Regions from separate parts of the Mus musculus genome. Here region 2 is linked to region 1. Evidence: chromatin contacts called from ENCODE Hi-C or POLR2A ChIA-PET data. All regions are on one chromosome and are shown on one strand. The core of a region is the stretch at or near the end of the contact, and the rest is flanking DNA. Distances in the headings are between cores, read along the strand shown. Region 1 overlaps Sh3rf3 (SH3 domain containing ring finger 3). Region 2 overlaps Sh3rf3 (SH3 domain containing ring finger 3).

Region 1 (2,700 bases), core at 74-2,573:
TGAGCTCTGCAGAGGCAGGAGCATGATGGACAATACAGAGCTAGCACAAGCATTTAATTAATATGGTAAATTCACTTATTAAGCCTCTCAAGAAAGTTTCTCTTTTCTTTTAAATCCCACCAGGGTTCTAAACTGGAGGGAGGGAATATGCTTAACTACATGTTATTTTAAAAAAAAAATTCAAATTACAGCAACGTGGTGAAATTAGCTGAGGGGAAATGGGGAGAGATGGAAAGGGGAGTTGCTTTGTCTAAGTGCTTCCCAACAGTGTGGTATAGTTTAATAAAAGGAACAAGGGCACCACTCTCAGTGGTCAGGGTGCTCATTAGTCAGGGTCCAGGCGATGCTAGCTTATTAAATACTCGACTCAGGACAGACATCTTCCTGGATCTGCGCTTTCTAGATCAAAACAGCTTTCCAGACTCTCTCTGTGACATGTAATGGCATATGACAATTGCATTCTGGAAACAAGTTTAGGATTCCATTGCATCTTTCTTGCTCACAATTTCCACATTTTAATAGCCCACAAATACCAAAAATAGCCCAAATTGTGCTTCTAATAAAAATGCTTTCCCATAAAAGCCTGTGACACACATCCTTCCAAAGGCAGATGGCTCTGCTGTATAACATTATTACATACATAGTTACCTACGTCACAAATATTTCCAAATCCAAAACTGCTAAGCTTTCTTGCTTGTCATTTTTTTCCCCTATACCATTTCCATGGCAACCTGCTTCCTTCCCCTGAAATAAAAAAAAAAAAAAAAAACACAGAAGACATCTTTAAATTGGCATACATCGGAGATAAACTATTTCATCGACACAGCTTATTTTAATGATTACCATACAAGCAATGTTACTCAGAAACAATCATTTCAGTTCATAAAAATGAACCAATGTAAATGGCCCCCTCCGCTTACACAGGATGACAGCGTGGTCATTAAACTTGACACCCAGGCTTCTCAAACATCACATCTTCAGCCTGTATGTCAGCCTCTGTCAGCACATGCAGACTTCCTTCCAGTGCCTACCCAGCTCTACCAGCCTGTTCTTGCAAAGGAGCCAGGACAGATTCTAAAAGGATGCCTTAGGGTTAGTCGGCTGCTTTCTCTCCCTGCAGACACAGCGCTCAGTCCGGTACATGCATGCCCATGTTTATTTCAGAGAGACTTACTAACACAGAAATAAGCAAAGGCCCACAGATGGGCCTGAAGGATGATCTTATTAGTGCCAGAGCAGCCAGAGTTAAACAATCCTTTGTTCCCTTTCCTGTAGAACCTGGAGTTAAAAATACCCGGCCAAGTGCCCAGAATATTTCACACCAAGGAGAATCTCCAGGGAGATCCTCCCTGGAGGTGCTGGCCACCCACGCATGCACACACTTGTAATTCCTAGTGAAACACCAAAAGAGCTAGAAGAGCCGTCTCAGGAGTGTACGCTGCTGTTTACCCATGGCTCTCGGATGCTCTTTAACCCTAAAACACTTTTGAAAAGGAACTGTGATAACTCCAGGTATGATACAGAATAAAGACAAATGCATCCCTACATTTTTTTTCTTTTAAGCAACAAATAACTCATAACCTTACAGTTGATTTCCATGAAAAAAATAGAGAGTGGGGAATTTCAACCCAAGTCTCAGAAATGTTAAACACACACCCTCGCACGCACATGTACACACATGCATACTTGCATACACATAAGGTATGCACACAACACATACTCACATGTGCACACCTGCATGCACACACGCATGCATACATGTACACTTGCACACACTCAGAGGCATGTGTGTGTATACACACACAGACACACACATACATGTGCACATGTACACACATGAACACTTGAACACGTATGTGCACACCTGCACACACACATACACACACATGCACCCACTCAGAGGCACATGTGTGTGCACGTACACACACAAACACAGGAGCCTTCTTATCATCTCTGACTCTCACAGACATCTCAGGTGGGGCACACTCCAGGGACAATGGGCTGCCTTTCAGCCCTCAAAGCCTGGCATTCTGCTGAGATACCACCATACACCTACCCCGCAGCACTCACGGGGTAACAGCTGGCCACCTGCTCCAGTAACACACACGTTACACAGCTCTGCTGTCAGGGAAACCAGCTCTTCTCCACTCTTAGAGTTTATTTTTCCATATGCCCATCAGTTCAGCTCTGTTTTCTACCCAGAGGAAGGCTTCGAAGATACCTGAACAGGGTTAAACTTAACTTCTGTCCCAGGTGACACTTTACAGAAAGGATAAGAACAGCCCAAAGAAATGACCAACAAATTCAGAAAGTGAGACATTCTATTTAAAAAAAAAAAAAAGAAAGAAAGAAAACACCTGGTCTCTTCAAAGAGCCAATGCCTGAAGAAACAGAATTTAGGAGACTTCTAGAACAGCGATTCTCACACTGTGGCATCTGACCACTGTAGGGACTTGAGAGAAAGCAGGCTTGTGGTCAGCTTATATAAGGTGGAGCTATAGCTGGTGGGTCCCCAATTGCTCAGAGGGTATACCTCAAGTCAAAAGTGCCCTAAGTCAAACATGCACTGAACACATGGGACTTTTAAACACCCTCTGCTGCTCACAGCCTCCAGTGCATGCAAGTGTACTGACTGTTTTCCAGTCCTGAAGCAGGGCTTTCTGGGAGCTGTGACTCACTGTTGCTGTCCAGCATCCAAAC
Region 2 (2,700 bases), core at 169-2,668, 43 kb before region 1:
CCTCCCAACTGCTGCTGCTGGCAGCCTGAGTCCTGCTTAGCCCACCACTGCAGCAGGTCTCTAGGCTATTCTGTCGGTAACCCTGCCTTGACTGTACAGTATGCTGCTCTCTGAAGCACATCTAGAGCTACATGAGGATTTCAGAGCTGCACACTCTAGTTGGGAGGTGGCCTAGGGGTCTCCAGCCTAACTCAGACTCCTCAAGGGTATTCCTTGGGGTTGGGCATTAACTACCCAAACTGGCTGACCTTAACTTTCAACACCCAAGGAGCCTCTGAGTGAGACTGAGCCTGTGAGAAAGAGACGACAAAGCCCAGGCAGAGGGCAAGTCTTCCCCAGCCACCACGTAGGAGCCATTAATTCTGAAAAATGTCTGCTGGGCTCTGGTGTCTCCTTCTATAAACTCAGGACAGACCAGGTGGTTTAGCAGCTGTGCCGCATGGTTTCCATCAAACCCAGACATATCTGGGAAGAGAGCGGTCTCAACTGAGGAACTTCCTCCTTAGGATTCGCCTATAGGCGACAAGTCTGTGGGATGTTGTCTTGATTAATGAGTGATGTGGAAGGCCCTATCCACTCTGGTGGCACATGTTTTTGCAGGTGGTCCTGGTGTCACTATTAGTACTAGTGACATTTTTTTTTTCAGCAATGGGACACTAGGGATCTGAATATCATCATCATCATCATCATCTATGTGTCTCTCATACATGACATAAAGACCATAGTTTCCCCTCCCTCCACTCCTCCCAGCCCTCCCTACTCCTCTCTGCCCCAGATCCATTCCTCCTGTTTCCCTTAAAACAAAACAAACAAACAAAAAACAGCTTCCCAGGGATAGCAACTGAACACAGCATAACAAGTTACAATAAGACTAGGCACAAATTCTCATATCAAGCTGGATGCAGCAACCCAGTAGGAGGAAAAGGGTCCCGAGAGCAGTCAAAAGAGTCAGAGACACCCCTGTTAGGAGTTCCACAACCCAGCTACACAACCATAACAGATATGCAGAGAACCTAGCTCAGACCAATAGAGGGTGTGTTATTGTCACGTCAGTCTCCATGATCCCCGATGAACCCTGCTTAGTTGATTCTGTAGGCCAAGTTCTCATGGTGTCCCCAATGCCATTGGCTCCTACAATCCTTTCTCCCCTTCTTCTCCAGGGTTTCCCTGGCTCTGCCTATAGGTCTCTGCATCTGCTCCCATCAGTTGCTGGATGAAGCCTCTCTGATGATAACTGACCTGTCAGTATAGCGGAATATCATTAGGAATCATTTCACTGATTTTTTTTTCCAGTCATGTTTGGTACTTGAAATCAGCAGAGAGGGAAGATGGCTTAAGAGTAGGAAGAGGAAGAGATATTCACGCTTAGTCACTGGGCAAGAAAACCCCAGCAGAGCTAAGAAGCAATATCAGTATTTTCTAGAAATAGCAATGTTCACTGGAAGCCACCTCCCCGGTTCTCACCGGAGCAAGAAGCTCGGCTAACGTTCCTGCTGCCACCATCCCTGGTCTGGTGACAGGCATTCTCTCTCTGTCAATAAGTCAGGAATGAGAATGCAGGAGTCTGACTCTGTCACAGAAGTTCTTCCAGGACAAAGAAAGGACAGCCACTTATCTGTACCGTTCCCTCTCCACCCTGTGAGGTGTAGGCTTGCAAAGATCACTCCTTTCAAAATCCCAAACATCGCCCTGTGGCACATTGTTATGTGAGGCAGGAGCACCATGAATATTAAAGGGAAAAACTTTAACCTGGTGGTGGAGCTACCTCTGAGCATCAGTACCATCTCAAGGTTTCCATCATAACTATGCTGCATTATGCATTTATCAGCAAGGAAAAGACAAACATCAGAAATATATGACTTCAGCTTTGAGACTCAGTGTTGTCAATCTATATGTGTATGTGTGTGTATATGTATATAAAAAGCATCTGAATCTACCCATTTGTTTTTTATGCCCCCTTTAACATCATCAATATCACCAAGCCTTAGTATCAGAGGACACAGGCAGCATCACCATGCTCCACCTGCACTGGCCTTTCCTCTGCTCGAGGGTCTGGATGGGATATGTGGGCAAGCCAAGGAACCCACTGAGTCCATCAGGGCTAGGGCTCAGGGTCTCAGGGACATTAACAGGTGCTACATTTGGATAGGGTTTGAATATTGCCCCCACAGAGTCAGGGGCCTGAAACTTGACCTTCAGTAATGATATTGACATGGACCTGTGAGGGGTAGGGCCTGGAAGGAGAAGTTTAAGACATTCAGGCATCTGTCCCTGGACAGACTTAAAGCATTCTTTGAGACCTTGGTTGGCTCACTAGAGAGCAAAATGCTATAAAGGAGTGAGCCTGACCCCTGATTACTTCCTATTCTTGTCTTATGTAAACTCTCCCTCTTCCATGCATTCCCACCACAATGCCACATGCACCATGTGATATAGTTGGGGTGGGGACTCAGCAGAAATTAGACATGCAGGGTAAATTTTGGATTTTAGCCTCAAAAACTAAAATAAGGAAACCTTTCTTTATGAAATAACCCAGCCTCTGGCTTTTGTGGGGATATCAATAGAGAACAGTGGAGAGACCAGGCAAACAAGACCAAGAACCAGGACACTAAATTGTCTGTCCTGTAGACCTGGGAGTGTGGTGGCAGTAGCTCCCTGAGCTCCCCCTGCCACTGTCACCTCCCCTTCCCCCAGTGGACT

What was found. Hi-C counts contacts between places; a loop is a spot of excess contacts on that map. ChIA-PET counts read pairs that join two places held with the same protein, here RNA polymerase II (POLR2A).
Region 2: a map of regulatory T cell shows a loop between it and region 1 (2.2-fold over the local background). The contact joins two enhancer-like sites. A Hi-C loop is called at or near these places in 1 of 37 maps with a recorded cell type or tissue (regulatory T cell). POLR2A ChIA-PET finds 5 or more read pairs at or near these places in 1 of 5 experiments (embryonic stem cell).

Annotation. Positions count from the first base shown.
Region 1 is chr10:58,869,980-58,872,679 of GRCm38, reverse strand. All of the region lies in intron 1 of Sh3rf3 (SH3 domain containing ring finger 3), which reads right to left. Among named protein-coding and RNA genes, the nearest start is that of Sh3rf3, 58 kb to the right of the region's middle. Within about 2 kb of position 1,323, at least 1 of the 3 ENCODE cell types and tissues checked has a DNase peak (open chromatin) inside an H3K27ac peak, as active enhancers do.
Region 2 is chr10:58,912,666-58,915,365 of GRCm38, reverse strand. The region is part of intron 1 of Sh3rf3 (SH3 domain containing ring finger 3); the gene reads right to left. Among named protein-coding and RNA genes, the nearest start is that of Sh3rf3, 100 kb to the right of the region's middle. Within about 2 kb of position 1,418, at least 1 of the 3 ENCODE cell types and tissues checked has a DNase peak (open chromatin) inside an H3K27ac peak, as active enhancers do.